Regions from separate parts of the Homo sapiens genome. Here region 1 is linked to region 2. The links are chromatin contacts, found by Hi-C or POLR2A ChIA-PET in ENCODE. All regions are on one chromosome and are shown on one strand. Each heading gives the region's core, a stretch centred on a gene start or an enhancer-like site at or near the end of the contact. The rest is flanking DNA. Distances are from core to core; before and after follow the strand shown.

What was found. Hi-C counts contacts between places; a loop is a spot of excess contacts on that map. ChIA-PET counts read pairs that join two places held with the same protein, here RNA polymerase II (POLR2A). Pooled maps may share reads with other maps.
Region 1: a loop to region 2 is called in a map of right cardiac atrium, with 3 times the contacts of the local background. The contact joins two enhancer-like sites. A Hi-C loop is called at or near these places in 5 of 168 maps with a recorded cell type or tissue (CD14-positive monocyte, CD8-positive, alpha-beta T cell, PC-9 and 2 more), 12 of 37 single-sample maps with no recorded cell type and 8 of 50 pooled maps. POLR2A ChIA-PET finds 5 or more read pairs at or near these places in 7 of 52 experiments (B cell, GM10248, GM12878 and 4 more).

The regions. Positions count from the first base shown.
Region 1 is chr15:90,775,573-90,782,444 of GRCh38, reverse strand. The region is part of intron 12 of BLM (BLM RecQ like helicase); the gene reads right to left. Among named protein-coding and RNA genes, the nearest start is that of BLM, 62 kb to the right of the region's middle. Within about 2 kb of position 1,349, at least 3 of the 41 ENCODE cell types and tissues checked have a DNase peak (open chromatin) inside an H3K27ac peak, as active enhancers do.
Region 2 is chr15:90,645,595-90,651,849 of GRCh38, reverse strand. The region is part of intron 2 of CRTC3-AS1 (CRTC3 antisense RNA 1); the gene reads left to right. Among named protein-coding and RNA genes, the nearest start is that of LINC01585, 12 kb to the left of the region's middle. RefSeq lists a silencer at 5,063-5,246. Within about 2 kb of position 3,314, at least 28 of the 41 ENCODE cell types and tissues checked have a DNase peak (open chromatin) inside an H3K27ac peak, as active enhancers do.

The sequences.
Region 1 (6,872 bases), core at 100-2,599, 130 kb before region 2:
ATAGCAGCCCAAGCTAATATCAAGTAGTTTTTGTTTTGTTTTGTTTTGTTTTTTTTTGAGACAGAGTCTCACTCTGTCGCCCAGGCTGGAGTGCAGTGGCACAATCTTGGCTCACTACAACCTCTGCCTGCTGGGTTCAAGCCATTCTCCTGCCTCAGCCTCCCAAGTAGCTGGGATTATGGATGCCCACCATCGCGCCCAGCTAATTTTTGTATTTTTAGTAGAGACAGAGTTTCACCATGTTGGCCAGGCTGGTCTCGAACTCCTGACCTCAAGCAATCCACTTGCCTTGGCCTCCCAAAGTGCTGGGATTACAGGCATGAGCCACCGGGCCCAGCCTACCAAGTAGTCTTAAGTTGAATATTGTCGCTAGCAGCTTACACAATAGAACACTGAAATGGAAGTAAGGCTAAGGGTTAAAGAAAAGAATGGTGATAAAGAGGGAATGTTTATGGGACTAGATGACAAAAAATTAGGATTGTGGAAGAGAAAACATATAGAAAGACAAAGTAAGTCAGGAGCCCAGTCTCTTGACTCCAAGATGAGGCTGACTAAAAGCAGAGATGGTTAGAACATTATTTAAAATATTAAGGAAATCACACAGGAAATATACGTATTTTTAGGCCATCAATGTTCCCAAATTTTGACCAGGTACTCAAGCTCATCCAACCCGCAGCCCACGGGCCACATGCAGCCCAGGATGGTTTTGAATGTGGTCCAACACAAATTCATAAGCTCTCTTAAAACAGTGAGATTTTTTATGATTCTTTTATAAAGCTCATCAGCTATTGTTACTGTTAGTGTATTATTATTTTTTTGAGAGGGAGTCTCGCGCTTGTCACCCAGGCTGGAGTGCAAGGGTGCGATCTTGGCTCACTGCAACCTCTACCTCCTGGGTTCAAGCAATTCTCCTGCCTCAGCCTCCTGAATAGCTGGAATTACAGGTGCCCGCCACCACACCCAGCTCATTTTTGTTATTTTTAGTAGAGATGGGGTTTCACCATGTTGGCCAGGCTGGTCTCAAACTCCTGACCTCAGGTGATCTGCCCACCTTGGCCTCTCAAAGTGCTGGGATTACAGGTGTGAGCCACCATACCCGGCCAGTTAGTGTATTTTATGTGTGGTCCAAGACAATCGTTCTTCTTCTAGTATGGCCCAGGGAAGCCAAAAGATTGGACACCCCAGGATACATAAAAAGCTAACTGCAGGACAGCAGAAGGAGTTAAAGCCCTACTGATTACAGTCACTTTATTTTTGTTCTTGGCCCCAAATAAAATGTGGCTGACTCTGAGACAGATGTGCTCCTCCTCTTCCTCTGGTCTACTATTCTTGCCCCATTTCCTCCCGCCCACTTCCTCAGTGAGCTTGTTCTCTCCATTATCTCCTCTCTTGTCTTTTCAGTCTGTTCTGTGAATCTTAAACAAATTCAGACCCTCAATTTTCACATCCCTTGGTTTCCCATGGGGGATTGGTTCTAGGGCCTCCTCGGATACCTAAATCCAAGGATGCTCAAGTCCCTGATATAAAATGGTGTAGTATATGTATATAACCTATGCACATCCTCCTGCACACTTTAAACCATCTCTAGATTACTTATAATACTCAATACAATGTATTAAATAAATGCCATGTAAATAGTTGCTACACTGTACTGTCAGTAACTATGTGACATTTTTCTTCTGTCCTGGCGGGAGGATACAGCAGAGTATGCCTACACATCACTTCATTCATGTGGACACAGCATAGCGCTTGGTGCTCAGCAAATTCAAATCTTGCTTTTTGAAACTTTCAGAAACTATTTTTCTTTCAAATGTTTTTGATATACAGTTGGGTGAATCTGCAGATGCAGAAACTGCAGATAGGAAGGGCTGGCTGTCCTTTTTCATAAGACTGATCTGAGAATGCTCCCACAGACAAGAAATTCTGGCCAGGGGTGGTGGCTCACATCAATAATCTCAACATTTTGGAAGGCCAAGGCAGGAGGATCACTTGAGCCCAGGAATTCAAGACCAGTTGGGCAACAAAGTGAGACCCTCGTCTCTAATTAGAAAAAAGACATCCTGGACGGGCGCGGTGGCTCACGCCTGTAATCCCAGCACTTTGGGAGGCCAAGGCGGGCAGATCATGAGATCTGGAGTTTGAAACCAGCCTAACCAACATGGTGAAACCCTGTCTCTACTAAAAATACAAAAACTAGCCAGGCATGGTGGCACGTGCCTGTAATTCCAGCTACTCAGGAGGCTGAGGCAGGAGAATCGCTTGAACCTGAGAGGCGGAGGTTGCAGTGAGCCGACATCACACCACTGCACTCCAGCCTGGGCGAAGAGTGAGACTCTGTCTAAAAAGAAAAAAAAAAAAAAAAAGACATCCTGCTTGTTTCGCCTTTCCCATTTTTCCCTTTTACGATTGCCTCACTTCCTGAAAACAAACAAACCAATCCTACTTTTCATCCATTCTGAATTTTACCACTGTGCACTGTTCCAGGATGTAAAAACCTCCAGGACACCAAACAAAGCAAACTGAAAAATAGTATGAGTGTAGGTGAAATTTTCTTTAATTAAAGCACTAGAAATCCTTGGTAGGAGGGCCTCATATCTTTCGGTGTTTTACTTATTTCTGTTAAGGGTGAAGAATAACTAGGAACAAAGTATTTTGGTCCTTATTAGGATGTTCTGATTTCAGATATACTGAGAATAAGGTGGTGGGAATGAAGATGACCTTCACTTTATGATGTTGTTTCTTTCATCTCTATAATCACAGAATGCATTACCCTGAAAGTCTTTGAGACTACCGTTAAACAATACTTTGATACCACCACTCTTATGACAGCATTTCTTTGCAAAAAACTCCTAGAGTCCTTTTAGTGCTTGAAAAGGCAGAATGTGTAGCAGATTGTGGCAAAAAAGGTAGTAGATTAAAGAATTGTCTAGGAATACAAATGATGAAGAAAATCTTAAAATGCATTTGAGTTGATTTGGGCTTAAGTTGGAAACGGTGCATGAGTCTCTCCACCGATAGGAATGCTATGGTGACTGGGCATAACAATGGCCTTATTGCTTTTTCCCACATTAAAAAAATATATTTATTTTCAGAAAAGTGTTTTATTAATTTAAAAAAATCTTTGGGTCAAAAAGAGAGACAAAAACAAGTGTTGGTGAGGATATGAAAAAATTAGAACCCTCATACATCGCTAGTGAAAATGTAAAATGGCACAGCCACTTTGGAAAACAGTGCGACAGTTCTTTAAAACGTTAAACATAGGCTGGGCACGGTGGCTCATGCCTGTAATTCCAGCACTTTGGGAGGCTGAGTTGGGCGGATCATGAGGTCAGGAGTTCAAGACCAGCCTGGCCAATATGGGGAAACCCCCATCTCTACTAAAAATACGAAAATTAGCTGGGCGTGGTGGCGCACACCTGTAGTCTCAGCTACTCAGGAAGCTGAGGCAGAAGAATCACTTGAACCTGGGAGGTGGAGGTTGCAGTGAGCCAAGATCGCACCACTGCACTCCAGCCTGGGCTACAGAGTGAGACTCCGTCTCAAAAAAAAAAAAAAGAAAGGGTTAAACATAGAGTTTCTATATGACCCAATAATTTCACTCCTGGGCATATACCTAAGAGAAATGAAAACATATGTCCACACAAAAATTTATACATGTATGATTATACCAGCATTATTCATAATAGTAAAAAATAAAAATGGAAACAACCCAATATCAACTGATGAATAAAATGTCGTAGACGTCTACAATGGAATATTATTCACCAATAAACCGTGAAAACATTATGCTAAGTAGACAGTCACAAAAAAGATCACATATTGGATGATTCTATTTACACGAGATACCCAGAGTAGGCAAATCTATACATAGAAAGCAGATTAGTGGTTGCCTAGGGCTGGCAGGATGGGGATGTGAGGGGAAAAGGAGATTGAACTGCAATGGGCATGGGTGTTTTTGGAGGGTGATGAAATGTTCTAAAACTCTGGCAATGGTTGTACAATTCTGAATATACTAAAAACTTTGAATTGTACTTTTTAAATATGGGAATTGTATGGTATGTGGATTATACCGCAACAAAGCTGTTACTAAAAACATCTGGCACATAATCTGAATTTCTTAAAATTTGTAGACACAATTGAAAAAGCTCAGAACTGTTTACCAGTTAATTTAGTCAAACAAATTACTTTTACTAAAAATAATAAAAATGACATGAGATTAGAACATAAAGTTGTAGATCATGAATCCAATTAAAACCAAGACAACTATCTCTACTGCAAAAGGACTGTGGGTAACTAACTGAAAGCAATATTTACACAATTTGTTATAATGAAAAAGTTAATAGACCCTTGGAGTTTATTACATGTAACAAATCTTACTCTGCCTGTTGGAAAATAAGATGTTTGGAATTACCAAATACCTAGTTACAGACAGTTCCCATCAATTGATAAATGGATAAATAAAATGCAAAATACTGATACACTGCAATATTATTCAGCTATAAAAATGAATGAAGTACTTACTGACCAATGCTACAACATGGATGACCCTTGAAAACTACGCTCAGTGAAAGAAGCCGGGCACAAACAAGAGGGAGAAGATGCGGAGCAGCTGCTAATGGGTACCAGGTTTCTCGCTGGGGTGATAAAAATGCTGTAAACTTAGATATTGGGGATGGTTGTACAATTCTGTGAAAATACAGAAAAAAAGCAACCCACTAAATTGTACCCTTTAAATGGATGAATTTTATAGTGTGTGAATTACATTTTAATAAAGTTTTCTTAAAAGTTAGATTCTACTGTTTCTTGTCTAAGGTTCTGCTGGATATTACCATTAAAATGGTAAATATTATCCTGTTTGGGGTGTCAAACTCATGTCTTTTCAAAGTGTTGTGTGAGGAAACAAAGTCAATTAGAGCTCAGCTTGTTGCTTTTGGAATTGACAATAGTTGTCATGGGATGTGTACTAAATAGTTTATGTGAATTGAAAAATGAGGCCAGGTGCAGTGGCTCACGCCTCTAATCCCAGCACTTTCAGAGGCCGAGGCGGGCAGATCACCTGAGGTCAGGAGTTTAAGACCAGCCTGCGCAATATGGTGAAACCCTGTCTCTACCAGAAATACAAAAAATTAGCTGGGCATGGTGGCGGGCGCCTGTAATCCCAGCTACTTGGGAGGCTGAGGCAGGAGAATCACTTGAATCCCGGAGGTGGAGGTTGCGGTGAGCTACTGTACTCCAGCCTGGGCAACAAGAGTGAAACTCCATTCCCCCCACCCCCCTCAAAAAAGAAAAGGAAAATGAAGCCAGCCAGGCATGGTAGTATGTGCCTGTAGTCCCAGCTACTCAGGAGGCTAGGGCAGGAACATCACTTAAGCCCAGGAGTTCAAGACCAGCCTGGGCAACATAGTGAGAGTAAGACCCCATCTCCAAAACAAAAACAAAAACAAAACAAAACAAAACAAAACCCACAAAGAAAAGAAGTCTAATTTAGCAATAAAGACTGGCTTTACCAATTAGGTTATATGGTGGTCATTTCCCATTTTTGGAAAGAGCTAATCTATAGCCACAGTTTTGACAAAACTCTATTTAAAAGTATGTCACACAATATGGTTGGGAATGGTGGCTCACGCCTGTAATCCCAGCACTTTGGGAGGCCGGGGCAGGCAGATCCTTTGAGCTCAGGAGTTCGAGACCAGTCTGGGCAACATGGTGAAACTCCGTCTCTACGAAAAAAACAACACAAACAAAAAACATAAAAATTAGCCAGGCATGGTGGTGCACGCCTGTAGTCCTGGCTACTTGGCGGGTTGAGGCAGGAGGATAAATTGAGCCTGGGAGGCAGAGGTTGCAGTGAGCCGAGATCGCACCACTGTACTTATTCCATCCTGGGTGAAAGATTGGGACTCTGTCTCAAAAAACAACAACAAAAAAGTTATTAGAAAAGCGTATCACACAATAAAAGTATTTTGTCAAAAATATCATATTGGAAAGGTATACTGAAACTAACAGTATTTTGATTTCCCCAACTCTTCCATACATATTGGATACAGGGAACAAGATTCTTGTTGAAAGAATAATAAGACTACTTAATAGTCATTAGGTAAGTATTGGTAAAGCTTTTTTTTAGGGTATTTTTCCTAGAAAAAGTAAAGTGAATAACGATTGATCTTGCTTATTTTCCCAGAGAGTTTCCAATTCTTTGCTTACCACAAATTTGAAAGACCTAATTGAGTTGTCAATTGACAGATAATTAAAAATAATTTTTGATGACTGATCATTACGTAATCTTGGCATATACATCAGAAGGAATTCAAATAATTGTTACAGCTACAAAAAATGCCTTCCATTCCCATCTACATGTTTATGTGAGCAATATTTCTTAGTGCTTACATCCATAAAAATAAGAAATATAAATGGACCCAATTCATCCAGATATGTCAACTAAGTGAACAACAAAAGTCCTAGCTGGGTGTGGACCTGTAGTCCACACTATTTAGAAGATTAAGGTGGGAGGATCACTTGAGGCCAGGAATTCCAGACTAACCCGAACAATATAACGAGACCTCATCTCTTAAACAAACAAACAAACAAAAGGCCTATCTCATTAAGAGATACATTCTCAATCAAAATGTATGCTTATGGCCGGGCGTGGTGGCTCAAGTAATCCCAGAACTTTGGGAGGCTGGGGCGGGTGGATCACCTGAGGTTAGGAGTTTGAGACCAGCCTGGCCAACATGGTGAAACCCCGTCTCTACTAAAAATAGAAAAATTAGCCGGGCATGGCGGCAAGTGCCTGTAGTCCCAGCTACTCAGGAGGCTGAGGCGGGAGAATCACTTGAACTCGGGAGGTGGAGATTGCAGAGATCGTGTCATTG
Region 2 (6,255 bases), core at 2,065-4,564:
GTTGTCACATATATGCTGTGTAACAAATGGCCATAATTCAGTGGCTTACTACTCTCAGCGTTTATCTTTGGCTCACGTGTCTGTAGATTTCTGGGGCAGCCCTGCCGATTTCAGCCGGACCTGGCTAGATGGCTCCTGGGCATGGGTTTGGTTAAGGTCTGTCCTGTCTCTCATTCTTCTGGGACCAATGGGCTACCCAGGGAGTAGCTGTGCTAGTGGCAATGGCAGAAGCACAAGAGGGTGAGCCGTGTCACCGAGCCCATGTCAAGGTGCAAGGGCCTGAACCCAGTGGGCCGGGCTCCAAGGCCTCCTGACCCCATGTCAAGGCTTTGCTGTTTGGTCGTATCTCCAGCATGTCACCGGCCAAAGCAAATCACGTAGCCGAGCCCGAGGGCAAAGGGGCTTGGGGGCAGCTGGCAAGGCCTGCCATTAGGTCTGCGGGTGCCTGTTTTCTGGGCTTGGGGGTCAAGTAGATGGGAGACACCTAGACGGATGGGAAATCTTTTTAAAAATGGGGGGGTAGAGCCTAGAGATCCCACAGTAGGAGGGGAGGGAAGTAAATATTTGCAAATGAGAATCCAAACCTCACAGAAGGCTTCACAGAGGAGGTGTCACTTGACCTAGGCCTGGAAGGAGAAGTTAGATTTTTCTAAGTGAAGATGGGTGTTGCACGGTGAGCAGGTGTATGCAAACCTAATCCCAAAGGCCGAGGGAGCTGAGAGGCTGAACACAGAGGCTGACAAATCCAGTTGCTTAGGAACATTTAATAGGGACTTAGAAACAAAAGCCATGTCTCGGGCAGCCAGGAGATGGTGGATCCCCACATTGTTGCCCCCCCGAGACCCAGGGCATATATACCATAGGGTTATGATAACATATTTATAGTGTTTACAGCACCACAGTTTTATGATACAGATTTACAGTGTTTATAATAACATATTTACAGTAAGTGTGTGCTCTTAACAGTAGATAAAAGTAGAAATCTTAAAGGCATTCCTGGAAGTGGGGTTAATCAGAAGTCAACATGACGCATTAGCACCCAGGAGGGAGTTGCTTTGGCCTCCAAGGTGGGATAGGGCACAGCTGTCAAAGGGTTGATGGGGAGGAGGCATTGAGGTCCCGCAGCCTGGCATGTCCTTTCCTTGAACACAGTACTTGGGACCCCACCCCAGTCATTTTATTTCCAAATTCTAAAACTTCAACTCTGTGTCACCAGATACAAGTTCAAGACACAGTGGTTTTTAGCAAGTCATCGTAATGGAGGGTACAGTGCTTTGTCCCTTTCCTGTAAATTCCATCGAGCCTGAGTCAGTTATATAGCCCACTCACTCCCATTTCAGAGTTCAGTCTCCAACCTTGCAGTCCAGCAGTGACATCCCTGTGACTGTGACCAACTCAGACCTTGAAAAGACTCCTTGATGACAAAGTCAAGGTAGCCATGAGGTGAAGGAAAATAACCCAAGAATGGAAAAACCCATTCTAGAAGGACAGGCGGTGGAACAGGGAATCCATACACACACAACAGGCCAAACAATGGTGGGAACGATGGTTACAGGACAGGATGTAAGTAGTATAAACCTTGACAATGTAAAAACACGAACTCACAAAATTTGGGAGGGGGAAGGAGCTAGGAAGTGGTGGTGAGCTCATTTCCTTATCCTAAATCGTAGGTTGTCAAGAGATGCCATCTATAGTTGAAACATGCTGAAAGAATGAATCCAGCTGCTTAATATTTTTCTTTCCTTTAGAGAAATAATTTAGAACCAGAAGAAGCAGCGTCATTATTTGCAGCTTGGTAATTTCTTTAGTTACATTTAAGTTGCCTTTTGTTCTGTTAAATTTAAGTATGGCACTTTTTCTAAAAAGAGTATGTATTGTATGAGCCCATTTTGGTTAAAAAAACTCCTTTGAATATGTGCGTAGAGAGATGTCTCCATCCATGTTTCCTGGGTGTCAGCCATGATTATTTCTGGGGTGCTGGATTTCCGGACCACTTGAAATTTTTGTTTTTGGTACTCTTCGGTGTTACTTGAATTTCTTATAATGAGCATGCACTATTTTTATCAGAGCAAAGCTTTTTTAAAAAATTAAAATACATGTCTGGAAAAGAGAGAGAGAAAAAAAAAACACGTGTTCCTTTGCCAGGCTTCTATCTCACTGGGATCCGTGGGGACCCTTCCCAGAGGGGCTGCTCAGAGCCCACCTCTGCAGGGTGAAGGGTGCGATTCATTTCCGCACCCCTCACCCTGGTGATGGGCGTAGTCGGGGGCCGGGGGTGCACAGGGGAGGGAAACTTGTGAGCAGATCCTGAAGGATGCACTTTGGAGCCCTGGGTTCTGGGCTGGTGAGGTCAGGAGGCCTTGATGTGAGGCCCACTGGGTCCAGGCTTTGTGCCTTCACTGTTTAGTTGGGTGACAGAGCCTCTATGGGCCTGTTTCCTCTTCTGTAAACTCAAGAAGTCATCCTTGGCTAGGGGCAGTGGTTCACGCCTGTAATCCCGGCACTTTGGGAGGCCGAGGCAGGTGGATCACCCGAGGTCAAGAGTTTGAGACCAGCCTGGCCAACATGGTGAAACGCTATCTCTACGAAAAATACAAAAATCAGCCAGGTGTGCTGGCACATGCCTGTAATCCCAGCTACTCGGGAGGCTGAGGCAGGAGAATCACTTGAACGCGGGAGGCGGAGGTTGCAGTGAGCGAAGATCACACCACTGCACTCCAGCCTGGGCGACGGAACGAGACTCTGTCTCGGAAAAAAAAAAAAAAAAAAAAAAGAAGTCCTCCATGCCCTGCCTCGTTTTCAGGTTGATGTGAGGGATGTGTGTGGTGCTGTCACAGGGTTCAGCCTGGGAGGCCACATGGATTCCTGGCTTCATGCAGGAATTCAAAAGTAAGCTGACAAAGTGATAGCAAGTTTATTAAGAAAGTAAATGAATAAAAAAGGGGCTACCCCAGCAGCACGGGCTGCTCGACTCAGTAGACTTATGGTTATTTCTTGATCATACGGTAAATAAGGAGTGGATTATTTATGAGTTTTCCAGGAATGGGGTGGGAATTTCCTGGAACTGAGGGTTCCTCTTCCTTTTCGACCATATAGGGTAATTTCCGTACGTTGCCATGGCACTTGTGAACTGTCACGCGCTGCTGGGAGTGTCTTTTAGCAACTAATGTATTATAGTTAGTGAATAATGAACAGTGAGGACAACCAGAGGTCACTTTCGTCATCATCTTGGTTTTGGCGGGTTCTGGCAGTTTCTTTATTGCATCCTGTTTTATCAGTGTGATCTTTGTGATCTGTATCTTGTGCCTATCTCCTGTCTCCTCCTGTGACTTTGAATGCCTAACCTCCGGGGAATGCAGCCCAGCAGGTCTCAGCCTCATTTTACCCACAGCCCCTGTTCAAGATGGAGTCACTCTGGTTTGAATGCTTCTGACGGTGCAGTGTCTGGTAGTCTGGGTGGTCACTAAGGATACTTATTACTCCATATCATACAATTCAATTCTAGCCAACACCACTGCCAGCCCAGTTCAAGGGCTAAAGTTGAGGGGGTCCGGGGCTCTCTGTCCTGTTCTGGGTCCTAAGAGCCACTCTTATAGTTGCAGCTCCACCTAGTGTCCACATGAGGACATAGCAGCATATAGCTGGTTTATTGTAAACCCCAATTTCCATACCTGCCTACCATACAGCTTTATTAGGTAAAATGGACCAAAAAGATCTTTTTTTATTTTTATTTTTAATTTTTTTTGAGACAGAGTCTCGCTCTGTCACCCAGGTTGGAGTGCAGTGGTGTGATCTCTGCTCACTGCAACCTCTGCCTGCTGGGTTCAAGCAATTCTCCTGCCTCAGCCTCCCCAGTAGCTGGAATGACAGACGCCCACCCGGATAATTTTTGTATTTTTGGTAGAGATGGGGTTTCACCATGTTGTCTAGGCTGGTCTCGAACTCCTGACCTCAGGTGATCCTCCGGCTTCAGCCTCCCAAAGTGCTGGGATTACAGTCATGAGCCACTGTGCCTGGCCCAAAATAAGATCTAAAATCATTCCTTCCAGATCGAAAATTTAGTATTTCAAAACAAGTATACAAATTCAGTACTTTTCAAGATTAAAGTATCCTGTGTTTGAAAAGATGGCACAGGAGGAGGGGTGAGGAGAAGGAGGGGTGTGGAGGAGGAGGGGTGAGGAGGAGGAGGGGTGAGGAGGAGGGGTGTGGAGGATGAGGAGGGGTGTGAAGGGGGAGGGGGAGGGGTGTGAAGGGGGAGGGATGTGGAGCAGGAGGGTTGAGGAGGAGGGATGTGGAGAGGAGAAGGGGTGAGGAGGAGGGGGGTGAGGCGGAGGAGGGGTGTGGAGGATGAGGAGGGGTGTGGAGGAGGAGGGGTGAGGGAGGTGTGAGGCGGAGGAGGGGTGTGGAGGAGGAGGGGTGTGGTGGAGGAGAAGGGGTGAGGGGGAGGGGTGTGGAGGAGGATTGTGGAGGAGGAGGGGTGTGGAGGAGGATTGAGGAGGAGGGGTGTGGAGGAGGATTGTGGAGGAGGAGGGGTGTGGAGGAGGATTGTGGAGGAGGAGGGGTGTGGAGGAGGATTGAGGAGGAGGGGTGTGGAGGAGGATTGAGGAGGAGGGGTGTGGAGGAGGATTGTGGAGGAGGAGGGGTGTGGAGGAGGATTGTGGAGGAGCAGTGGGTGTAGAGGTGGAGGAGGGCTGTGGAATTTGGAGGGGTGTGGAGGAGAAGGAGGGCTTTGGAGGAGGGGTTGGAGGAGGAGGGGTGTGGAATAAGAGGAGGATTGTGGAGGAGGAGGGGTGAGGAGGAGGGTTGAGGAGGAGGAGGATTGTAGAGGGGGAGTGGGTGTGGAGGAGTTGGGGTGTGCAGGAGGAGGAGAGGTGAGGAAGAGGAGGTGTTTGGAGGACACCTGGTCTCCAGCTCCATGGCGGTGATGGGGGCTGAGCTCCAAGAGAAGGAAGCTGCTGTCAACAGTTCGGAAGAATTTGCGGATTTTTCGAGCCCCTACTGTGTGCCAGGTGCTGGGGAAGTGGCATACAAGTAAACATGCCCCTGTGCTTGCAGAGTTTGGAGCCCTGTGGGGAAGCTGGATGTCAATTGCAGGTGGACCCGGATCTCCAGAAAACAAGGGGTGGGGTGGGCATGAGCACTGGCTGATAGGCAGGTGGGGAGAGGGCTAAGTATGAGGGTCGTCTGCTTGGAGGGCTGGAGAAGTTGGTTTGGGAGGTCGATGGAAAGAAGATGATGGTGGAGGGGGAGGATGATAGGAGACAGGCATGGCCTGGGTGGTAGAATATGCAGAAAAGCCTTACTGGAGCCAGAGAGGATTTCGGAGGGGAGAGAGTGGCCAAAGGGTCAGGATGCGGCTGACATCAGAGGGCCTTGGACAGAGGCAGGAGAGTAGGGAATCCTGGAGGGCTCCCTGGGGCTGCGGGCAGAAGGAGGCTGAGCAGGAGTGCTCCTCCAGGAGAGGCAGGACACAGGGCTGTGGCATGAGGGGTAGCCGGCGGGGAAAGGAGAGTTTTCTGTTTGTTCTGAGGAAGGAGACTGGGCATCTTCACAGGCTGATGGGGAGGTGCCATCAGAGAGGGCTAAGTAGAAGGCCCTAGAACATCAGCAAGTCCTTGCGGAAGGTCAGGTTGACGTGGAAACAGGACCTCGTAAGGCATAGGGACGCTGGGGAAGGCGCGACGGGCCATGGGACGGAATGGGGAGCAGCTGGGACACGGCGGGAGCTGGCCCAGGTGGCCTGGATGGGAGGCAAGAAGGCCTCATGTGGTCTGATGAGCCTTGAGGAGAGGAGGGCGTGGGTGCCCCACGTGGCAGGAGAGGGCTGGGTCAGCACAGCCTGGAAGTGCTGGTTCTTCCCGCAGGGCTCCCAGCAACAGAAAGCTCAGCCCGAGTGACGTGGTGGCAGGTCTTGAGGAGGAAGAGTGGCGTGGTGGCAGGAGAAGGGGCCTGGGGGTGCCACGGAGGCCACGAGCCAGGTGGGCCCGGGCAGAAGCAAGGGAAGCTAGGAGAGGACGGGCAGGCTGAGAAGAGGGGACACGGAAGAATTCTCAGTGCGGTCAAAGAACAGGGTGTGTGTAGACCAGAGTGGAAATGGGGGCTCAGGAAGTTAAAGTCAGAAACAGGATTTCCAGGTAGGATTTCAGGAGACAGTCACCTTTATGACAAGTGCTAGATGTGGCTGTTCGCGTTGAACCCTGCTGGGATGGGGGTCTGGGGAAGGGACAGGGCTAGAGGCCAACCCAGGACAGAGTA